Regions from separate parts of the Mus musculus genome. Here regions 1 and 2 are each linked to region 3. The links are chromatin loops, found by intact Hi-C in ENCODE. Cell type or tissue: gastrocnemius. All regions are shown on one strand. Region 1 overlaps Cog7 (component of oligomeric golgi complex 7). Region 2 overlaps Cog7 (component of oligomeric golgi complex 7). Region 3 holds the start of Scnn1g (sodium channel, nonvoltage-gated 1 gamma).

The links. A loop is a pair of places that touch in the nucleus more often than their neighbours do. Peaks named below come from ENCODE experiments on the same cell type or tissue, not always from the same donor. Only the 100,000 strongest peaks of a DNase experiment are listed, where the experiment ranks them.
Region 1: it touches region 3 in a loop (15-fold over the local background); 40 of 42 quality-filtered maps call a loop at or near these places.
Region 2: it touches region 3 in a loop (4-fold over the local background); 40 of 42 quality-filtered maps call a loop at or near these places.

Annotation. Positions count from the first base shown.
Region 1 is chr7:121,959,297-121,967,296 of GRCm38, forward strand. It overlaps Cog7 (component of oligomeric golgi complex 7), which reads right to left. Exons shown (of 17, transcript NM_001033318.3): 5 at 4,905-4,987; 6 at 3,842-3,964. Among named protein-coding and RNA genes, the nearest start is that of Cog7, 18 kb to the right of the region's middle. In gastrocnemius, a CTCF peak has its summit at 4,780 (motif pointing left); a DNase peak (open chromatin) is centred at 4,788.
Region 2 is chr7:121,970,832-121,978,831 of GRCm38, forward strand. It overlaps Cog7 (component of oligomeric golgi complex 7), which reads right to left. Exons shown (of 17, transcript NM_001033318.3): 2 at 6,785-6,933; 3 at 6,436-6,552; 4 at 449-617. Among named protein-coding and RNA genes, the nearest start is that of Cog7, 6.9 kb to the right of the region's middle. In gastrocnemius, a CTCF peak has its summit at 4,403 (motif pointing left); a DNase peak (open chromatin) is centred at 4,398.
Region 3 is chr7:121,729,801-121,737,800 of GRCm38, forward strand. It overlaps Scnn1g (sodium channel, nonvoltage-gated 1 gamma), which reads left to right and starts at 4,679. Exons shown (of 13, transcript NM_011326.3): 1 at 4,679-4,743. In gastrocnemius, a CTCF peak has its summit at 4,462 (motif pointing right); DNase peaks (open chromatin) are centred at 4,483 and 5,105; H3K4me3 peaks cover 732 bases.

The DNA of each region.
Region 1 (8,000 bases), 230 kb after region 3:
CCCACAGGTAGAAGAGAGAAGAGACTTCCACAAGGTACACGATGACATGTGCAATCCCCCCATAAATACATTGATTGATTGATAAATAAATAAATAAATAGATAGATAAACAAACAAACAAGTGAGCACCTGCTCAGAGCTGGGAATAGAGACCAGTGCTACCACACTTGGTTGGCATATGCAAACTCTGGGTTCATTTTCCAGCATCCCACAAGCAGACACATAAAAACCCTCCATTCAAACTATAGACTGGAAGAAAGTGTCTACAAAACTTTTTTTTGGGGGGGGAAGGGGGGGTTGGGTTTTTTGAGACAGGATTTCTCTGTGTAGCCCTGGCTGTCCTAGAACTCACTTTGTAGACCAGGCTGGCCTCGAACTCAGAAATCTACCTGCCTCTGCCTCCCGAGTGCTGGGATCAAAGGTGTGCGCCACCACGCCTGGCTTACAAAACATATTTGAGAAAGAACTTTTATCCAGAATAACAAACTTCCTAAACTAAATAGTGCAAAACAAATAACCCAATTCTTTTAAAGCAAGCAAGAGACTCCTTGAATAGATATGTCATAAAGGAATGCATGCAAACAGCCAATAAGCACACGAGTGGGTGTTCAATATCTTTAGTCATCAAGGAAATGCAAATTAAAATCACAATGAAATGCTACTACACACCCACCAGAAAAGCTAAAACCAAACAGAATGACAACATCTAACATCAGCAGGGATGTCCAGCACGCAGAGTCCTCGCACACTTGAATGGAGGGTTTTTATGTGTCTGCTTGTGGGATGCTGGAAAATGAACCCAGAGTTTGCAGAAGGGGTGAGCACTCTTAGAAAAGGTCTGGCAATTTCTTCTACACTAAAACATACCTGCCCTCTCTACCCACAAATCCACTCTTGGGTATTTACAAAGATCCCTCGTGAAGCACCGTTCAGAGGGGCTTTAACAACAGCCTCAGACAGGATCAGACCAAGCGTCTATCAAAAAAAGGGAGTAGGCCATATTTAATCCCAGTACTTGGGAGGCAGAAGCAGGAGAATCTCTGTGTATTTGAGGCCAGCCTGGTTTCAAAAAAAAAAAAAAAAAAGAAAAAAAAGGAGTGGGGATATAGAGGGCGAGAAAGCTTGTAAGCATGCACATATGTATCCACATCTGTCTCATATTCAGCAATAAAGAACAAACCATCAGACAACAATGCACGAATCAAAAGTCTCATCAAAATACCAGCCCACAAACTACTCCACTGTACAGAATACTAGAGTAGACTAGATTACATTATGTTGTCGACATCATCATCAACAGCAACAGGTAATACATATGTATTTTAAAGTGAAGAATGTTTGCAAATTACCTTTAAATAAACCAAAAAATAAGCAGTCTCAATGAGCAGACAGGAGTCTCGGAGAGAGGGAGAAACTTGCGATAAAGCACACACAGTAAAGAGTACATTGCAAAGCCTCAAGGTGTCCGCTGCACAATTCTTTCAGCTTTTCATAATTGGAGGCTTCTTTCGTAGTAAGTGATGACACAGAACTAGGACACACTCAGCGGCAAAGCATCCTGTGTTTAGTGTGCCCAGGGCCCTGGGTTGGAGCCCCAGGACAGGAACAAGACTAAAAGTTTCACTTAGAATACTGGGGAGGAATGAGGACATAGCTCAGCTAATAGAGTGCTTACACTCTAATCAGGCATGACAGGACATGCACCCAGGAGGACTACAAGGACATTAGACTCCACCCGCTAGCTACCCCTAAAAAACAATCAAAACAACAGCAACAACAAACAGGTCTGCTGATGCATGACTATAATCCCAGCCCTGGGGAAGCTGAGGCAGGTAAATTGCTATGAATTGGAGGCCAAAGTGAATTTCATTTTTTTTACACAAGGTCTCTGTTGGGGTAATCTTTTAGTGTCCTGTGTAAAGGCTGACTTTATATCATTCAAATGCTGATTTCTGTACGTGCAGAGAGTTGAATAGCGGCCAGACTTTGGAATTGTTATTTTTATTGATCATTACCAGCCTTAGTATTTTGTAAACATGCACCACCATCACCCTCTGACTGGTTAATAAAGAGCTGACAGCCAATAGGTGAGGAAAGGCTGGGCAGAGATGGGAGCTGTGGGGAAAGTTCAGAGACACCAGATTCACCAGCACAACGTGGAGGTGGGACAGGTATGGGGACTGGAAGACTGAGTGAGAGGTAACAGGTCACGTGACAAATGTGGTATAGAATAGTCAGGTTAATTTCAGATAGACAAGCTAGCTAGCTAGGAGGCAGCCAGCTAAGGCCTAAGCTGTAATGAATAGTAAGTCTCTCTATCACTATGCGGGAGGTAGCAGGTCAGAGACAGTCCGGCAATAGATCTCACTATGTAGCCCAGACTGGCCTGAAACTTGCTATGTAGACCAGGCTGGCTCCAAACATACAGAGCTCCACCTGCCTCTGCCTCTACTACCATGCCTGTTTACACAGTGGATTTCAAGCCAGCCTGGACTATGGAGTAAGACCTTGTCTCAAAACAGTAACAAAATAAATTGTAAAATCATCAATTTTTAAAAAGACAAGAAAGGTAAATCTGGATCTAATACAGGCCTATAATTCCAGCTACTTAGGAGGAATAAGGCAGGAAGATTAAAAGTTCAAGGCCAGCCTGAGTAACTTAAGAAAACCTGTCTCCACATAAAATAAAAAAGATGACCCAGAGTACAGCTCCAGGGAAATGTTCTGGCCTAGCATATGTGAAACTGCAGATCTGACCCCCAAACCCACTAAAATAAAAGGAAATGACAGGAGGAAATGGGGGGTTACGGCAACATGTTACCCTGTCATCTCTGGTCTTTGCACTAGCCCGAGCTTCAGCAGACTTCTGCCTGTCACACCCACCTCCAGTAAGAAAAAAGGGCCATGAGCCAAAGGCACAAATGAACAGGCCTTCCAAAATCGAGGCTGAGCACGCACAGGACATGTTCATGTATAGATATGAGTAGCTTTTATCCTTATGATATGAGACGTGTACAAGAGGCAAGGATGTGTGAATGAATGTGGATTGCCAGGGACACTGGAAACTGGGAACTGAAACTGGGAGGAACTGGAGGCTGAGGAAGGAGGATCGCATGAGTCTGAGGCCAGGCCTGGCTACCTGGCAAGAACTGTCTGAGGAGTGCACAGGATGAAAAGAGAAACAAAACAAAATGCTTTAGCCATCGTGAATGGCATAACCCCATGCAGGGATTCTCCCCAGCTACAGTAGAGCTCATTCCAGCCAGTGACAGGTGATTACCTAAGTCATGACTATCTGTGAAAGAAAGCCACCAGCCCTGACCTACCAGCACTCCCAAGTAAGATGGGCTTTTCCCCTCCCTCAAGAGCTGTGTGCCTCTGACCTCATACAGGGAAGGGTGGCTCCTACCCTATGGCTACAAAGGCCTGTGGACTGAGAGAGGAAGGGATGGGAGGTTCCCACTCAAAACGTAGGCCTCACCCCACCCGGCTCAGAGGTCACCTCTAAAATGAGACTTTTCTTCCAGCTCTGTGTGAGAACAAGGGAACTTGACCTGACCTTTAAGATGAAAACACTCTGACCTCTCAACCACCTGACTAGGAGCCTCTGGCTTTCGACAACACCAGAGGCTCCCAGCCTGAGTTGGGGACACCAACTCATTAGATTCCATTTAAGATACAGAGGAGAGTGATAAGAAGAGTTTCCTTGGAGACCTAGAGGGTTCGCTGACGTGGGTTTATAAGTTATGTGTTAACCCCTTGGGTGACAACAGTGCTTGATCCAGCGCAGTCCCCTATTCCCATGCCACTATAGGCTTGTTCTCCAATGATAAGCTGTTACCTGTGTGGCCCACTGGGTTTGTGTGTGCCACGCGCCAAGCAGGGCATCATAGAGGCCAGTGAGCTGCCGGTCCAGTGGAAGGTCACTCTGACACAGCTCTTGCCAGGTTGCTAGAAGCTGTACCTGCAGGGGCATAGCAAAGGGGGTATCTTACTAGGTACCCCAAAACATGCTGGAAAACTGCTCCATGACACTACAGAACTTATTGCTGCCTACTGTCCTGAGCACATAAGTACCCACTGAGACTCATCCACTTGAGAAAGAGAAGAAACAAATGGGCAGGGCATAGGCTCCTGCTCTGGTCATCATCTAACGCCTGAATCTGTCAACCTCCAAGCAATGCTGTCTCCTCTGACCCCACTCAAAGCACGCCACTGAGCTTCTGCTGGGGCCACTGCACTCGCCTGAAGAACTTTCAGAGGGGCCATAAGTGTGTACTGATACTTCATGCCCTGCACCATATGACGTAAACACATGCAAAGGCCAGCAAGATGGCTCAGTGCATGAAGAGCTTGCTGGAGCCCTGGCAAGCCTGGAGCCCACATAAACGTAGAAGGAAAGCAGATTCTATAGCGCTGACCTCTTACCCACACATGCAGCGTAGCTTGCTCGTGCCTGCACACACCCACCACACACACTCATCATCATCATCATCAACAACAACAACTAAAACAAACAAAAACCGTGAGTATTATGCTTGAAGGAATTAAGGTTAGCCCCGCAAGCTGTAAGTTGGTAGCCTAGCCCTTAAAAACACAAAATTCTTATGACTTGCTGAGGGCAAAATGAAGCTTTCCTAAGACCTGATTCGCCTCTAAAAATCAAAAATAGAAACAAATTAAAACAATGTTTTTTTAAGTCTGTGAATGAATCCAGGCTGAAAACTCAGGGACTTGTTCCAAGTGACAGCTAAGGCATCTACTGGGTGGATCTAGAGCACCCCCTACTGGCTTTCAGTAAAAGAAAAAAGACTAAAGGGCAGAGTCTCTAGTCCTTTGCCTAGGAAAGCTTTGGGCCCGGTGGTAGTGGCCCTCCGAAGTCCTAACTACCTCCAGCTGCTTACCTTGTGACACTTGTAGTAGTATGCAAGGAGCTGGGGCATCCGGTCGATTTCAGTAAACACCTTCACAAACACTTTAGACTGATCTAAAGGACACAAAATGTGCATACACTGTTACCAACCAGGTTTCCCAGGGCCGCCAAGGAAAGCAACTCATTAATAAATTCAGATATTTGTCAATTGGATTTGGAAGTTTCTACTGGAATAATTGCTTTAATTCAAACAAGAGCATCATAAGCAAAAGAAATAAGGGCAGACTACAGCTACCAAACACTCACTGCAAGCCTAAGCTTATTAAAGTAATATACCAAACATCATTAATACAACGAAGATTACCTGGGCACGGTGGCACAGGCCTGGAATCCTAACACCCAGGAGGCTGAGACAGGAGGATGACAGCCTGGACTACAGAACACATAAAGAGACTGGAGAGATGGTTTGGAAGAGCACCAGCTGTTTTTCCAGAGGACCTCAGTTCGGTTCCTAGCACCCACAAGGTAACTTGCAACCATCTGTAACTCTAGTTCTAGACGATCCAACGCCTCTAGAACTTTTGGTCTCTATGGTACCGTGCACAAACATGTGCCCAGAGTGAGCAAACACCCATACACATAAAATAATAAAGTTATTTTATTTTTGAAAAGCAAAAGGAAGCCGGGCATGGTGGTGCACGCCTTTAATCCCAGCACTTGGAAGGCAGAGGCAGGCGGATTTCTGAGTTCGAGGCCAGCCTGGTCTACAAAGTGAGTTCCAGGACAGCCAGGGCTACACAGAGAAACCCTGTCTCGAAAAACCAAAAAAAAAAAAAAAAAAAAAAACCAAAAAAAAAAAAAAAAAGAAAGAAAAGAAAAAGAAAAAGAAAAAGAAAAAGAAAAGCAAAGCAAAGCAAAGCAAAGCAAAGCAAAGCAAAGCAAAAGACGGTCTGGGCAGTGGTGCCACACACCTTTAATCCCAGCACTCAGGAGGCAGAGCAGGTGGATCTCTGAGCCTGAGGCCAGCCTGGTCTACAAAGTGAGTTCCAGGACAGCCAGGGCTACACAGAGAAACCCTGTCTCAAAAAACCAAACAAACAAAAGCATCCGGAGAGCACGCTGTGCACTGAGCACCTGGCTGCTGGTGATAAACAGATGAGGGCAGGCTGCGTACCAAAGCTGGAGAGTACCAACCATGTCAGGAGGCTCTGTGCTTCAGTCTCCTACTTCCTACTGCCCTCCTGGTCCTACTTCCTACTGCCTCCTGGTCCTACTTCCTACTGCCTCCTGGTGCTACTTCCTACTGCCCTCCTGGTCCTACTTTCTACTGCCTCCTGCTCTTACTTCCTACGCCCTCCTGGTCCTACTTCCTACTGCCTCCTGGTCCTACTTCCTACTGCCCTCCTGGTGCTACTTCCTACTGCCCTCCTGGTCCTACTTCCTACTGCCTCCTGGTCCTACTTCCTACTGCCTCCTGGTCCTACTTCCTACTGCCCTCCTGGTCCTACTTCCTACTGCCCTCCTGGTCCTACTTCCTACTGCCTCCTGGTCCTACTTCCTACTGCCCTCCTGGTCCTACTTCCTACTGCCTCCTGGTCCTACTTCCTACTGCCTCCTGGTCCTACTTCCTACTGCCTCCTGGTCCTACTTCCTACTGCCTCCTGGTCCTACTTCCTACTGCCCTCCTGGTCCTACTTCCTACTGCCTCCTGGTCCTACTTCCTACTGCCTCCTGGTCCTACTTCCTACTGCCTCCTGGTCCTACTTCCTACTGCCTCCTGGTCCTACTTCCTACTGCCCTCCTGGTCCTACTTCCTACGCCCTCCTGGTCCTACTTCCCTTCCATGGTCCTGGCCCTGCTCCAAGCATGACCTGTCACTGACGGAATATAAAGTAAGTCATCTCGTCTATCAAGCTCAGTTCCTACAGGAGAGGAGACAGCACCTCCAGCTTCAGTTAGTGCTGCAGCAGGAAGCCATGGGAAGCTACAGGTGGTGCCGACTTCTAACTGTTCTCATCCACAAAAACAGCCACTTAATCTGACGCTGTGAGTGGTTACATGGACAGAAGAACAGAGAGCAAGCAAGCCTTCTATCAGATGCCAGAGAACAAATCACACCCTTGGCTGCTGCAGGCCTTGCTGCTTATCATGATCTAGCGTGGCCTCCTGGGTCCTCCCCAGTCACCCTGCACTGGCTCCCGTTCGAGGGCGCCATGCCACCCCTTCATAGGGCCCACACTGCACTTATTGCATCAGGCTCTTTATGCAACCTCTCTCTCTCTCTTCCCCACTCATAGAGAAGCTACGCAAGGGCAGTGCCATCCTCTGCCTATGTCAGTTTCTTGACAGACTAGCACAGAACAGTTGCTGGAAGTGCACGGAACTGTACTAAAGGTGTTACTTAAGTAGCACTGCCAGGGTGACAGTGGACTACTTAAGTATGGGCAGGAGGACTGAGAACTCAAGGCCGCTCAGGGCTGCACACTGATGTAGTGAGACTCTACCTCAAACAAACCAAAGGCACGAGGACCATGGGATAAGCAGAGAACAGGGAATGGAAAAGGAGACCAGCAAAGCCAGAAGTCTGAGCAAGGCAGCACACTGAAAAATCCACCTAGACCTAAGTACAAAAATAAACAAGCAAACCCCAAGAATGCTTAAACGAGAGAATGATTAAACATACACAGTGAGAAATGAAAACCAAGACAATACTTCTGAAAGGATAATAGGAAGGTACTCTGGATTGTTATAAAATAACACATCAGATATCCTTAATGAAAATGATAAATTCCTCCACACAAACTACCAAAACTGAATCTCAAAGATGTTCTAAGCTGGGCACATTGGATTGCTCCAGTATGAGACCAACTTGGTCTGCACAGCAATGCTACATAGCAAGACCCTATCTGAAAACAAATAAACAAACAAAAACCAAAAAGAGAGGGTAGAAGGAAGGGGCTTGATCCTAAGAACAACATAAAACTATGTACACTTGAAATAGCAGGAGGTAGAAAAAGGAGGCTTAGAAGTTCATGATCAGGGCTGGAGAGATGGCTCAGTGGTTAAGAGCACTGGTTACTCTTCCAGAGGACCCAGGTTCAATTTCTAGCATGCACATGGCAGCTCA
Region 2 (8,000 bases), 240 kb after region 3:
GAAGTAAGGTGTGCACAAAGCCTTGGGTCTCACCACAATACCAGGACTTCCCACACAAAAGACGTGGGGCTGCAGTCAGTGGCAGAGCTGCCAAATCAACAACCACAATAATAAAAGAAAGAGAAGCATGGAGAAGGAGCAGCAGACGTGTAATAAAGCAAGGTAAGGGTAGCATGAAGCTTAGTGCAAGCTCTTGCCAGGACCGGGTTCCATCCCCAGCACGGGGAGGTGGCATGGGAAAATAACAACGTTGAGACCTAGGGCCACCTTCATGATACCTGTTCCAACCATTCTGTATGTCAGGAAACGCTGTATAAAATACATGGAAGCATCATGAGGTTACCTACAATCTACACAATTTAACCATCACGAAGCTCTTCTAAAGACTCATGAGCAAGCCTCATCTTTACACAGAAAGCTACCCACAGTTGAAACTTGCCACACTCACCCACAGACTGAGAGGTGAACGATGCTACGATCTGGGGGCTGGCCAGGGCCTCCAGTCTGTTCTTCAGAGCCTCCAGGTGCACACACTTTTCAGAGTAGTCCGGAGTATCCACAAGCATCATCAAGCTGTTCTGCATGCCGGTCAGCTTTGCAGAAATCACAGCTATGTCCTAAAACAGACGAATCAGAAGATGTTTACTTTAAAGACTCTCCATACCTCAGCTGGAAATGGAGAAAATACACCAGAAGGCACCTCCTGGGGCTAGAGGACGGTTCAGCACACGAGCGCAATGCTCTCAGTTTGGCCCTGCAGGACCCTACATGATGGAAAGGAAGAACTAACTCTTACAAATTGTCCTCTGACCACCACAAGTATACACTGACTGACACAAGGGCTGTGTATACATGCGTGCGCACACACACATACACACACACACACACACACACACACACACACTTTAATTTAAAAAATAGTTTTCAGTTAAAAAAGTAATTCATAAAAATAAAAAAGGTACATAAAAATTATGTTTAACAAACAAAAATTAAAACAAGGAAGTACCATTTTCTTCTAGTCGGGAAAGTACCAAAAATGACTATTTTTGGTAAGGAGGCAAAAAAAAAAAATCTGTTTGGTATCATACTGCATAGTGTCTGGGGCTAAGGAAGTGGCTTCGTGGCTAGGAGGGCCTGCTGCTCAGTAGAGGACCTGTCCCCCATCCCAGCACTCATACTGAGAGGCTCACAATAGCCTTGATTTAGCTCCTGATTCTGACACACTCTTCTGACCGCTACAAACACATCCACTCACACAGACACACATGAATATATAAACAACAATGAATAGTTGTAAATGTATATTGTCTTACTTTAAGGCAACTTAACAATGGGTCAAGAGTCTTAAAAATATTCACAGGCTGGGGGTGAAGGTCGGCAGGTAATAGCAGTTGCTGTGCAAGCCTACCATCCTGAGTTTGATCTCTAGAACCTACAGTGGAAAAAGAGAACAGACTTCTGCACGTAGCCTGCACCCTCCATACATGGATGCCATGGCATGTACAGGGGCACTCACTCACATATCATACATGGGTACACGCAGCCAGGCAGTGGTGATGCATGCCTTTAATCCCAGCACTTGGGAGGCAGAGGCAGGCGGATTTCTGAGTTCGAGGCTAGCCTGGTCTACAAAGTGAGTTCCAGGACAGCCAGAGCTACACAGAGAAACCCTGTCTCAAAAAAGAACAACAACAACAAAAAAAAAAAAAGCCTATGTGCATGCACGTGCACACATACACACAATAGTAAATAAAAATAAATAAACCCACAGGGCTAGAGATGCCACTCAGTGGTAGAGTACTTTCCTAGTGTGTTCTAAGGCCCTGGTTTCCATTTCCAGCATTAACAGAAACAAGAAATCATATCCTTTAACTTGGTATTTTCTTGGTATTTTTCTGTCTTAAAGAAATAATCTGAAGCCAGGCAGTGGTGGCACACACCTTTGCTATCAGCACTCAGGAGGCAGACACAGGCAGAGCTCTGTGAGTTAGAGGCCAGCCTGGTCTATATAATGAGTTACAGGCCAACTAGGGTTACACACTGAGACCCTGTCTCAGAAAACAAAACTAAAGTAAAGTAAAAATAAAAGAATCAGAGGAGTTCTGCTGTCTGGTGGTCCATGTCCATAATGCGAGCAAGTAGAGGCAGAAGAACCGTTCAAGATCAGCCTGGGCCACTTGAGATCTTGGCTGGAACTTGACCAGAAAGTTCTCAAAAGACAGTGGAAAACAGCTAAGAAATATCTCAAACATGTTTATCATTAGGTATTAGGGAAATGCAAATCAAAATAACTTTGAGATTTCATCTCACACCAGTCAGAACGGCAAGGATCAACAAGAAAATGGACAACAAATGCCAGAGGATGTGGGGAAAGGGGTCCTCACTCACTGTTGACGGGACTGCAGATGCTGCAGTCACCACGGAAATCAGTGTGGAGAAGTCTCAAAAAGCTAAACCCAAATCAGTCCCACAAGCCATCGTATCACTCCTTGGCATAACGCCCACATGACTTCCTACCCCATTCCGCAGGTACCTGCTCAGCCACATTCACAGCTGCTTTCCTCACAACAGTCAAAAAGTGGAAATCACCTAAATGCTCTTCAGTTTATGAGTGGATAATGAAAATGTGGTACATATACACTCTGGGATACTGTTCAGCTGTAAAGGAAGCTGAAATCGGACGGAACTAGAAAAGGTGACACTGCGTGGGGTGACCCAGACTCAGACAGACATACCTCGCATCCTCTCTCACTCCAGGTTCCTAGTTTGAGATCCTCAGATGTGGCGCACTTCCTGGAGTGACACAGCCACACCCACTGGGAACAGCCAAAGTCAAGAGGGCAGCGGAGCTTCTGGCGCAGCCCTAGCCAAGCTGAGCCGAATGCTGCCATCACTTTTGCTGTCTCTCACGTTTAGGTTCAATCTCTGCGTGTTGCGTTCTTGGGGACTTTCTGCATTGTGACTCATTTTATGTCTTTTCCTGAGAGAATTATGTCTGAGATTTTTAAGGAAAGACTTAAACTGACTTCCCTTCTGCTTTTAGGGAAACAACTTTATCTGGGCCTATTTGGAAGTGATCCCTATGCCCTGGAGATCGTGATGAGCACAGATAAGCACTAGGATGCTAGAAATTTCTTTATGAGGCCTTGAGTCCAGGAATCTTCTTAGGGATCCGCCCCTAAGCAAATGCTAACACTATAACTGGTACAGGATAAACAGAGACGACTGACAAATCCTAACTGCCCAGGAGAATTAGTAACAGATTCTAAGTCTCTTTTTATAATACACTTAGAGCTCTCTGAATGTAGTTTAAAGATAGGGGCCATATGAGATACACCCCCGGAAGAGTAAAACTCAGTAAATGAGATAGACTAAAATAACTTTTCCTACTTTATAGCATAGGTGATGGAAGGGTACAGTAAAGGAGTTAGCTATTATAATTTGCTCTTCAGGCTGGAGAGATGGCTCAGCTATTAGAGCACTGACTGCTCTTCCAGAGGTCCTGAGTTTAATCCCCAACATCCACATGGTGCCTTACAACCATTGTAATGGGACCCGATGGCCTCTTCTGGTGTCTGAAGACAGAATTTGCTATTTATAAAAAGCCTGGTTCTGATGCTTTCCATTTGTCTGGAGTGCCAGCCTAAAATCAGGTTGTCATACAATAAATGTGTTGGCTTTGGCAGAAACGTTCTTTAGATTCTATGGAGTTAGAGGGCTAACAATAAAAATAGAATCTGTCCTACTTGTACTTTTTAATCATGCTAACTTGTAACCCCAGACATTTAATGAGAAATTAAACACATGTCCAGAGACAAAATGTTATCATCTGTCTTTGCTCTGTGAAATCTGTGTAAATAGAGAAGCAGCCTGATTGCTACTCAGTCAGAGCTGCAAGACGCCTCATCTGACATGTCCCTCCCTCGCTGACTCCTCATCTCCTCTCGGGCCACTGTCAGCCACCAGGGATGCCAGTACTGGAGTAACTGCAGAAAGCAGGAAAGTAAGAAGGGCGCACTGGGAGTGGGTGGGGAGAAGCAATAGAGAGGGAGAGAGCAGAGTGCAAGTGATCTGAAGGGGAAATGGGAAAAATGGGGAGTGTGTCTCTAGTTACGGGGGGTGGGGGGGATAAACACAGAAGAAGGAAAGAGAAGGGTAAAAGAGCAGTCAAGATGTCTGAAAAGTCATAATGAATCAAACTATTACCTACGTAAAAATACCCATAATATGATTAAATGAAATCTTCCCATCTGGGCTAACAATGCTCCCTCCCAGAGCCATACACTATTTAACAAAACCTAACACCAGGCAGGAAAAGCCCTCTTTTCAGTTGTTGGTCAGGGTTCTTGTCCAAGAGACAACATTACAGGTTACTGCTATTGCCCTTGGCTGCCCCCAAGTGGTGGAAGGTAAGTCCCTGTTGCTGAAGACGACATGCACTTGAGACACAGGGCCCAGAGAAGCCTGAGCTGGAAAAGGACCTGCAAGCCCCTCTCTGAGCACTACCTTTCATGAAGTTTCCAGGGAAAGAGACAAACAAGCGTCCTACCCAGCTATGACACCTATGAACCACAACAACAACCAGCACCGCTTGATAACCCTGAGTGTGGGCACTAGTAGTGAGAAGACATTGTGGTAACCAACACCTCCCTCATGAGACGTAAGAGGGGAAACCATGCCTGGTACTGGCAACTTAGCCAACTACCCAAGGCTGGTGAAGTCAAGGATCCTGGAGGAGAACCTACAACCACCCCTTTACTAAACCAGAATCATCCCTAATTACATTCTCTACACTTGTCCTCAGACCCACAGATCAGTGTATGTAGAAGGCAAAAAGGCCTTGTGCACACACTGGAGAAGCCAGGAAAGTTAAACACACAGCTGATCTCCCCAAAGGGAGACGATATCTAGCCAGTTCTCCCAGAATGCTGGGGAAATGTAGTTTCCAGCCTGGTAATCCTTCGCTACCTGTTGGGCCAGGCTCTGCCTGTATCCCCAGGATATTGTGTTTGCTTACCAGAGACTTCCCCGGAAAACCTTCAGCTCTACTTCTAGGCCATGAAACTCATCCTGTGAGAGATGCCACTGTACTTTACAATGACTAAGTGACTTCTGTGCTATCCTAGGGCCAGATATCATGTCGACCTCAGGCATTCTCCCTAGACCCCTGCCTTGAGCACTGTTTCTAAGTCAACAAGACCCCATTTGGCAGATGAAGCCACACGGCCTTTGTAAAGAGTGTCAATGTAAACATGTCTTAATCTGCATTGTACTCACAGGGCTGAGTTAATTGTTTTCTGAATCCTTTTTTCCACAATTGTGCTGTGCTTAAATATGGCTAAAGTAAAATGATCTGAGTCAGACTCCAAGAAGTCTTGGTCCAGCACCAGTTACCAAAATCGGGCTCATCTGCATTTCATTCCTACATAATCCACTTTTCCCTGCCTGCTGTAGAGCCTATAGGGTCCCTCCCACAAGGGTAATCCTCATAGCGATACTGACAGGAGCCTATACATGTTCCCATTTTACAGACAGAAACAAAGATGATCAAGAAGAGCTACAGTCTAAACATCTGTCCTAACACCCACCTGTGTAATCCTTACCCCTCATCAAGGAACCTTCTCTTTGCAACAGACAGAGACTGTTGTAGAAAACCACAAGTAACCAAAATACAAAGTCGTGGAGGAGCCCCATCCCAGCTGATACATCTACAACACAGCTCCATCGCCAATGCTCTCTTCCAGCCTCTGACGGACTAGGCAAGCATGCAGTGCACAGATATACATACAGGCAAATCAAAAAACAAACAAACAAAACATGCACATAAAATAATAAATAAATAAATAAATAAATAAATAAATTCTTTAAAACAACTAGAGAAGGAGAGAAAAGAAAAAGAGAAAAGAAGAGAAAAGAAAAAAAGAAAAGAAACCTCCAATGCTTGGAAGACTTCAGAAGGGCCAGCCACAGCTACTAAGGAGTTTCAGAGGGAGAGAGACTGGAGGGGAAGAGGGCTATCGGGTACTCACACCATGCATGGTGCTGTTTGTGGGCAAGGTGGGGGGACAGCTGGAGAACAACTGGTTAAGTGTGTACAGAAGAGAAGTTAGGGGCTTGGAGAGTTGGGGTTGTAGTTTGTTTTGTTTTCTGGGAGTTCTTCAAATCACATCACTCCTCTGCACACTTGCAAGCAGGTTTCAAAGCTATTACTGTTTTCCACTTTTGCAGCCCCTGAGGAGTGAAGTAACTTGCCAAAGTCACACTCAGCCCATCTTCTCTGTCTGTGCCTGTCTCCTGGGCTTCCTTAGGAGGGTGGATATACTCAGGGCTAGCCTCCCCCTAGGACAGCCCAATGCTTCTGTCCGCTGCTACTGACACCAAGCCCCAAGCTCCTCTGTAAATGCCTGGTACACTGTGCCCTGTAAAGAGACGTACTTGAGTTTTGAAGGTCTCCTCAATATCAGCACTCAGCGTGCTCCACTTGTCAGCTTCCTGAAGAGATTCCGCAGCAAGCTGCATCCTGGACTTCACCTGGTCAATCTCTACCAGCACCTGAAAGAGAGACCATGTGCGCAGTCAAGCCATGGTCCCCTTGTCTCTGCCCACACCACCCTGAAACAGTGGTTTGAGAGTCTTCTTACCCTTCACCCCACTCATTGGCTGAGAAGATAAGTTAGGTGCCAAGGTGACCTGAGCTCCGGGGAGAGTTCTGAGTTCTAAATCCCCGTGAGCCAGATCACCTGCAGAACAGAAAGACCCACAACGGGGACAGAAGCCAAAGTACCTGCATGGACTGTGACGTGTCCTGCTCAAACTTTTTAATGTCCTCTTTGACAAGAATCATTTGCTCTTTCAGGAAAGACGCCTCCTGCTTCAGGGCTTCCACATCACGGAGCACTTTGGGCATGTTCTGGAGGGCCTGGAGACTTGTTTCTGCCGCGAAAATTCAAGAGTGGCAATGTGTACAAGCAGTGGAAACTGGCGCTGGTACAGTGGGAGATCATCACACATGGGAACAGAAAAGAGACTTCCCAGATAGCATTACCAATCAGCTTTAAGAAACTGCCGGGAACGTGTGGCAAAGCTGGGGTCAGCGAGGTGACCTCAACCAGACCATGACATCAGAAATGAGCAACCAACATCAACTTGACCCAAGACCAACAAAAAGAATGAAGGGCTGGGCGTGGTGGCGCACGCCTTTAATCCCAGCACCTGGGAGGCAGAGGCAGGCGAATTTCTGAGTTCAAGGCCAACCTGGTCTACAGAGTGAGTTCCAGGACAACCAGGACTACAGAGAAACCCTGTCTTGAAAAAACAAACAAACAAAAAATAATAATAAAAAAAAAAAGAATGAAGGACACAGATGTGGTATTTATTGTGTGCCAGTAAGCCCAACCCTTAAGAAGCTGAGGCAGAAGGATTACTGGGAAAAGTGATGCTATCTTAGGCTATATAAGGAGTTCCAGGCCTGCCTGTATTACAATAGAATGACTCAAAGAAACAAGAACTATGCTGGACAGTGATGATGCACGCCTTTAGTTCCAGCACAGTGGAGCAGAAGCAGGTGGATCTCTGTGGATCTGAGGCCAGCCTGGTCTACAGAATGAGCTCCAGAGTAGCCAGGGTTACCCAAAGAAACCATGTGTCAAAAGCAAAGCAAACATACATACATACATACATACATACATACAACAGCAAAAAAGAACCCGGGGGCTGACACAACAGCAAATGACTGCTCAAAGTCTAAGAACAATTACAGCTCTATCAGAGGAGAGAATTTGGATGGGGTCCATAACTGTAGCTCCAAAGGATCTGAAAACCATCCTGGCCTCTGTGTGCATCTGATCATGCGCATGAGTGCATCATGATCACACACACACACACACACACACACACACACACAAAGAAAAATAAATGTTAAAACAAACAAAATCCTCCAAGGCAGTACTTAGCGACAGGCGACAGTGCTCAGTGGCAGTGCTCAGTGACAGTGCTCTGTG
Region 3 (8,000 bases):
ATTATGTAAACTTTATTCAGGAGTGAGTTGTGCTCCAGGTCCTTTTGAGTTCCCGGTAAGCAAATCAACTGTATATAGTCATGCGTGGATTAGTTGATGAGAATGTTACACCAGAGACTTTCAGCAACAAATTTCTACATTTTACCTTGGGGAGGTCATTCAGTATTGGCAATCCATGTGTGGCAACTCTATAGGTCATTAAATAGCACGGAGAGTTAAGAACTGATGGCACAGCCAGGTGGTGGTGGCACACACCTTTAGCCCTAGCATTCAGGAAACAGATGCAGACTGATCTCTGAGTTTGAGGACAGTGTGTGGGTTCTAGGACATTGAGGGCTACACAGAGAAACCCTGTCTCAAAACAGACAGACAGACAGACAGACAGACAACCCAAGCGAAAGAAATATGATCGCATATTTCTAGTTATATAGGCAGTTTAGCTGTGGTTGACTTTATTTATATTGACTTGATAGGCTGACTGGAGGGTGTCAGTTCAGCCCCTTCATCCTTCTCATCGAATTCATGTTCAAATTGTGAATGCCATTTTGTGGTGACCAGCAACTGTTTAGAGACCCTCAGCATAAAAGTCCGAAGAAGCTGGAAGCTGCCTGGTTGCTGTCCACGGTGCTGATTGCCTAAAGCCTGCCTCCTGCGGGTGAAGCAGCATCCACATGATGAATCTGAAGGCCCCAGTCCAGCAGAGCTGGTGAGATGGCTCAGCATGTGAGGGCACCTACGGCCAACCCTGATAACCTGGGTTTGTTCCCTGGGGTCCACATGGCAGAAGAAGAGAACCCATTCTGAAAATTGTAATATGACCTCCACACATGTTCCAGATAGCACTTAAGTGTCCACATACACAAAATAAATAAGGGACTAGAGAGATATCTTAGTGGCTAAGAGAAGTTGTTGCTCTTCCAGAGGACCTGGGTTTCAGTCCCAAGCACTCATATGGTGGCTTACAACTGTCTGTAACTTTAGTTCCAGAGGATCTGATACTCTCCTCATCTGACCTCCGTAGTACAGCTATACATGTGGTTACAGACATAGTTGCAGGCAATACTTTCATGCCCATAAAATAGAATAAATAAGAACATACTTTAAAAATCAAAGACCCCGATCCTGACTCCCCAGCAATCAGTTTCTAAAAGAGACTTCATCAAAGAACAAGATTGAACAGATAAACTTGCTCTCATCCTTCGGACACAAGACGATGTTCACAAGAACCAAAGGCCATTCATTGTTCTAGAGCAAGGAAGAAGCCAGCTTGGGAGCAAGCTTCCTTATCCAACAGAGTTTCCACACTCATGTCAAAACCCTTGTCTAAGCAACCTTACACACCTTTGCGTTGCTTCTGATTCTCCAGCAGTGTTGGATCTCCTCATAGTTCCTGTAATCTCTTGAGACCCTGACACTTACCTCAAACCTCTATATCTATTGTAGAAAAGAGTTTCAGGTGGTATTGATTTTAGGGAAGGTGACCCATGAGATCAGAGAAGCCAGGGGCATGAAGGACCTCTGTGAGACTGTTGATATTGGTGAGTACCAAAGGAAAGTGGGCTCAGCAACTAAGGGCATGTGCTACCAAACCTGACCATCTGAGTTCAGTTCCCAGGATCCACATGGTGGAAGGAGAAAACCTATTTCTGAAAGCTGTCCTCTGACTCCCACTGTGTACTTTGGCTAGCACATGCCTGCCTGCCTGCCTGCCTGCCTGCCTGCCTGCCTGTGTGCGCATGTCCACAGGTTTATATACTTGAATACTTGGTCCCCAGAATTTGGAAAGGATTAGGAGGTGTGGCCTTGTTGGTAGAGCTGTGTTACAGGGTGGGCTTTGAGGTTTCAAAGGCCCATGCCATTCCCAAGTAGCTATCACTGCCTCCTGGTGGTGATTGTCCCAAGATGTGAGTTCTCAGCTACTACTCAGGAGACATGCTTTCCTGCCGACGTTGGCTCTCCACTATGATGGCCATGGACTTGCCTCTGAAGGTATAAGCCCCAATAAACTACTTTTTTCCGTAACTTGCCTGGGCTATGGTGCTTTATCCCAGCAATAAAAAAGTAGCACAGACATCCTTTCATTGTAGCCTTTAGTTCTTAAAATAAGTTTTTTGTTGTTGTTGTTGTGTTTCTGGCCTGGAACTTGCTCTGTAGTTCCAGGTGGCCTTAGATTCATGGCGGTTCTCTTGCCTTAGCCTCCTCCAAAACACTGACTATAAGTGTGACCCATTCTGCCTCGCTAACACATATCCACATACAAAACAAAATAACAAAGATGGGTAAAAACACTTGTGAACCTATCTTGAGAAATAACCTCTTTTGAATACATATATTCTTAAATACATGTATGTTTTAACACATACTTATATGACAGTTATACAGAATCTACTATTATTATGGTGTATATACTATTTTATACCTCTACTATCCCTTTTGGTATGTGAACTACACTGACCGAGTACATTAACATGGGGAAATTCCATTAACAGAAATTTATTCTGAGGACCTAATTAGAGATATACACAAGATTTTATATAAGGAATAATTTATATTAGTAAATACTTAGAGACCATTTACATAGCAATGAACTGAGCAAGTAAATAATTTGATGGGCTTAAGTACATGTGCCTAGGGGCTTAAAAAGCTGCCCCCATACCTCAGAAGATGGAAGACAGGGCTCTTCTGTAATATAAGAACAGACCATGTAATGTCATTTTATATAAAAAAAACCTCAATATATCTAGAAACAGTGTATATTTAAAACTTTCAGACTGGAGAGTTGGCTCAGTATTTAAGGCCATGCACTGCTCATGTAGACCACCCAAGTTTGATTCCCAGCACCCATATCAGGTAGTTTCCTACCACTTATAACTACAAAGGATTCTATGCCTTTTCTGACTTCTGCAGGAACCTGAACTCATGTGAATATTCTCTCTCTCTCTCTCTCTCTCTCTCTCTCTCCCTCTCTCTCTCTCTCTCTCTCTCTCTCTGACACACACACACACACTTTAAAAAATAAATCTAAATTTAAAAATAAAACCCTCATCACATTTAATATGTAACGGATACATGTGCATGTATATATGTATATATTCCAAATAATAATTGTCAGGTAGGTTTTCTAGTATGATAAACTACCACAACCAAAAGCAACTTGGAGAGGAAAGGGTTTATTTAAGCTTACACCACCAGATAACAGCTCATCACTAAGGGATATCAGGGCAGGAACTCAAGCAGGGAAGGAACATGGAGCCAAGAACTGCAGCAGAGGCCATGGAGGAGTGCTTTTTATTGGCTTACTCCTCACGTCTTGCTCCCTTGCTTTCTTGTGGCACCCAGACTTCCTTCCAATCCAGGGATGGCACCACCCACAGTGAGCTGGACCCTCCCCCATCAGTCATCAACCAAGAAAATACACCACAGGCTTGCCTACAGGAAAATCTTGTGGAGGCATTTTCTGAAACTCTTCCACCGAGTTAACATGTTAACTCATGTTAGCAACAAACTAGCCAGCACAATGATTCTACTAACTTATTTAGGGAGGGAGGTGGATTGCTTTGTTAATTCTTCACCGTGAGCATTGATTGCAAGAAATACTGCTTAGGGATTTTAGGGGATTTTTTTCTTTACGTTGATGGTCAATAATGCTTGACATGTTTCTACCCACCAAAAGTTGTGATCTTTGGTCAGGCAAAAGAGGCATCTCATGGGAAGCCAGAGGTCCAGACGTCTGAGACCCATGCCCCCCTGATGAAATAGAGCACAGGCTGGACTCAAATTCGCTATGTAGCTGAGGAAGGTCTCGTGCTTCTGAGCCTCTTGTCTCACCCTCAACCCCAGATCTAGCACAGTAAGCGTGAGCCACCACATCCAGTTTATATGATAGTGGGGATCAACCCCAGGACTTTGGTTATGTTAAACAAGCACTCTACCAACTGAGCTACATCCTCAACTCAAGAACCTGCGTTTTAACAAGGTCTGTAGGTGGATATGAACACGTTTATGTCTAAAATGTTTGAATACTTAGTGACACGCTGTCTTTTGTGGGGCCATGTTTCTTCCCAGCTCAAGGGGATTACAACTTGAATACCTATCTTGGATCCCTCACAGTTTCAGCGGTCTAAACTTATTTTTAATAGTCAATTTGTGTGAGTCCCTATGGAAAGACAATGACAGGCCCAAAGAATAAATGATCTGTTTAAATAGCTCCTGTTGCCCACAGCAGAACTCTAGATGATGCCGAAGCAACTGCGTATCCTGACCAGGTCGGAAGGGTGAGGGATAAGAGGCTGTGTGGAATGTCTTCTGGAACTGAGATAAGAGACCTCCTGCGACCTGGGTCAGAATGAGGCAAATGAGGTGACTCTACAAAGTACTCTGGGGCTGTGACCCAGCGGGAATGCAGGTTGCAGAGTGGCCTCTGGGAGGCAGCAAGCTTGCACGGTGCCACCACGAGAAGCAGCGCAGCCCGGGTTGAGGCGCGGAGCTGACTCTGGACAGCAGATGGCACTGCGGGGTCGCGGCCTTCTCCGGGCTAAGACAAGTCGGGGGTGGCCCGGGGAAAACACCTGGGCAGGTGTGGGCGGAGTTTGAGTGGGGAGGAAACTCTAGGGGCGGGGTCTGAGCCTGACCCACTGGCGCTCCTGGCCGTGCCACTTGGAGATGCTTGGCTTTATGAGGCCAGAAGAAGAGGAGCGTCTCCAGACTGTACACAGGCCAGCCGTGACCCTTCAGTTCAGAAAGGTAAGCCCAGCCGCGTCGGGTCAGTTCGATTCCGGGGTTCCAGGTACGTGAGCAGCCACAGGGCGTGGTGGCTTCCAAGAAAAAGATTATTCTGTCCACGGGTGGCGGGATGCTGAGACATCCAGAGCTTGGCTTGTGATACAAGAGCTGAGCGACAGGCGTTTCTGAGCCGGTGTGCGTGGGAGGAGCGCATCTCGGATCTTCTCTGCCTAGCTCACCCCACTTGAAGAGCATGCGTTTGACAGCGACTGTTCTTTCAGTCGCGGGAAAGTTTTTCTTTAGAGGTGCCTGCTGCAGAAAGAATCAAGCACTTGAAGCGGGCTGATTGAAAGTGGAGCCCTTGACTGCAGCGTTGCGATAGCTGGCACGAAGCAGACGGCTTTTGCCGCAAAACTACGCGCCAGGTCGCTTCCCAGACTGCAGCGAGTCAGTGGGGGTAGCTCGGTCCCAGGGCCTTGAGTCCTGGCTTCGGAGGTTCAACCTATTTCCGAATAGCACCGTGGCATGGCGGGAATCAAAACATTGCCCGAACCCAGGCTTTTGTGCCCAAGTTCTAGGATGAACAGAGCCTTGCAAACTGTCACTCCTCGCCAAGCTTCAGTTTCCTGACAGGGACAGAGGCAAGGTTCGGGGGCAGGTGAGGGAATAGAGAAGTGTCAGGAAGAAAAACGGGGACCTGGAATTTCGAAGAATTCGTTCGTTCTTTCATACTGTGTGGCCTTGGGCAGATTACCTAACTTCTTTACACCTCCATTTGCATCTCTGTGGGATGGGGATAGTAATAACACCTCATTTAGTCTGTAGTGAGAATTAAATTAGGTGCAAATGTTGGAATAGGAACCCTGGGCACGGTGTAGCTGTAACTGACGTCTGCCATCATTCTGCAGCAGCTGTCGCCTGAAACCACTATCATTATTTAAGCAATAACACAACTAGTATGTGTTCTTGGGTTCAAATCCTAGCCCGGACACTTTCTATTATGACCTTGGGCAAGCTACTTAGTCTATCTGTGTGTCTCTGTTTCATTTGTGTAATAGGGAAATGATGATATCTACCTGGGAAGACTGTAGAGCGCATTCTGTGAGCTAACCTTTGAGATGAGTTCTGAGCGTATCAGCTTCAAAGTCCTCTAACAGCACCGGGTTGAATCAAGGCCCATAATCTAGTAGAGCTACAATCTTGTTTTGCCTTAGAGTTGAAATATTTATGTGAACATTCTGGAGTCTCCTCTCGCATGACTGGCTGGTCCTCTGCGGACGAGATGAGTGGGAACCCCAAGAATCCAGAATTCACCTTTTGGCAAACATCTGACAGAGGGACCCATTTCTTTTCTTTTCTTTCTTTCTTTCTCTCTTTCTTTCTTTCTTTCTTTCTTTCTTTCTTTCTTTCTTTCTCTTCCTTCCTTCCTTCCTTCCTTCCTTCCTCTTTTTCTTTTTTCTTTTTCTTTTTCTTTGTGACAGAGTCTTATTACATAGCCTTGGATGGCCTAAAACTTGATAATTTGATAGATAGACCAAGGTGACTTAAACTCACAGAGATCCTCTTACCTCTGCCATTTGAGTACTGGGATCCAAGGTGTGTGTTACCATGCTCCACGGCATTTTTTTTTTAAAAGGATGACAACATTCAAAATAAATAAGGTAAATCACACTGCTTGCCAGGGAGCTAATAATTTTGTCAGTAAGAGACAGTTTTTCTCAACCTAGAAAAAAATCATGTAAGTCTGTGGGTAGGGCAGGTTACTGGGCGTGGTCGGCTGCCCCTGGCCTCTGTTCTCTTGTGCTATGCTCTTGTGCTTCCTTCTTTAGTACTATGTATAATCCTTAAACCCACAAGCATTGTAAACTTGAGAGCCTTGCCCCCCAACCTTCCCCCAATTTTGGACCACGTTCCATTGATTCAGTTTGGAAGAAAACTAAGCCTGGTGGCCCAGAATCCTGCCTAGAGAACTTGATGGTGACATCGTTAGGTTAAGCAAACTAAGCCACTCTCAAAAAGAGGTTTTCTCTCTTATGTAAAACTTAGATTTAAGTGAGAGAGCGAGAGGAATGAAAAGGGGGACCGTGAGCGAGTAGACAGAGGTTGTAAAGGGGGGGGTCGAGAACAGAAATGTGTGTGTCATGAAAGCAGAAAAAAGGGGGGAATATTTGGGAGGAGAAAGGGGCCCAGCAGGTGCAATGAGGGAAGGGGCAAATTGAAACAAAGTTTAATGACACATATGTCTGAAAACGACATTTTATAAACTCCATTATTTTATTCATCATCTTGAAAAAGAAAAAGAAAAAAATTGATGGGGCCATCAAAATCCTTGACTTGATTGCAGACCCCACGTAGACATAGGAGCCATGCTGTGTATCCTTAGGAAGTCACTCCACCTCTCTGATACAGAGATAACAGCAGTATATCTACCTCACATAACTGTTGAAATATATAAGCTACTGTATATTTATATACAGAGATTACATAATTATGAGGCTGGTGATTCTATACACGGTAGAGTGATCTAATGTGCAATGTACAGTACATAGCTAAAATGAACTCACGGCATGCTGTTTCTGCAGCTGAGATGCAACACACACATGTGAATGTGTTCATTCATTTTCCAATACTCACCCCAAAGGCTACCATTGAATCAAGATGCCTTTTCTAAATTAGGTAAAATCAGGTCAAATGGCATGGTGCCTGTAAGTATGGAGAGGCCAGCAGTCACGGGGCTGATGTGACACCAGGTGCTACTGACCGCGATAGGGAGAAATGAAACAGAAATCAGTTCACTTATAAGAACGCAGCATGGGAGAGGGGCAGGGAAAACATGGTCAGAACAAGATCTATAACCGCTGCTGGAAAGTTGTGGGAGATGTCATTAGCCAGTGACACCCTGCCTGACTTGTACTCTATGCAGGAGGGACATTTCACTAGGCACCAGGAGACATCGTAAAACAGGAGGGCTGCCCTCAAGAAGTGGCCAGTGGAAGCGATAAGGCACGGGTTACAGTGCCTCTGCCTGATAAGAGAAGTCTGGCTGGGTTGCTCCGAGTATGCCTGCCCCTAGAACTCCAGGGAAAGGTCCTTCAGCCAGTCCAGCCAGTATGTGCAGGTTACACATTGCCCTGCCCCCACAAGACTAGGCCTGGGGGCCCTAAGAGAAGGAGGCAGTTGTGGTGGCCCAAAGCAAATATCCTGGAGAAGGGGCCAAGGGCTCAGAATGCAACCCGTCCAGCCCATAGTAGAAAAAGGCCTCTAAGAACACGTGGGCC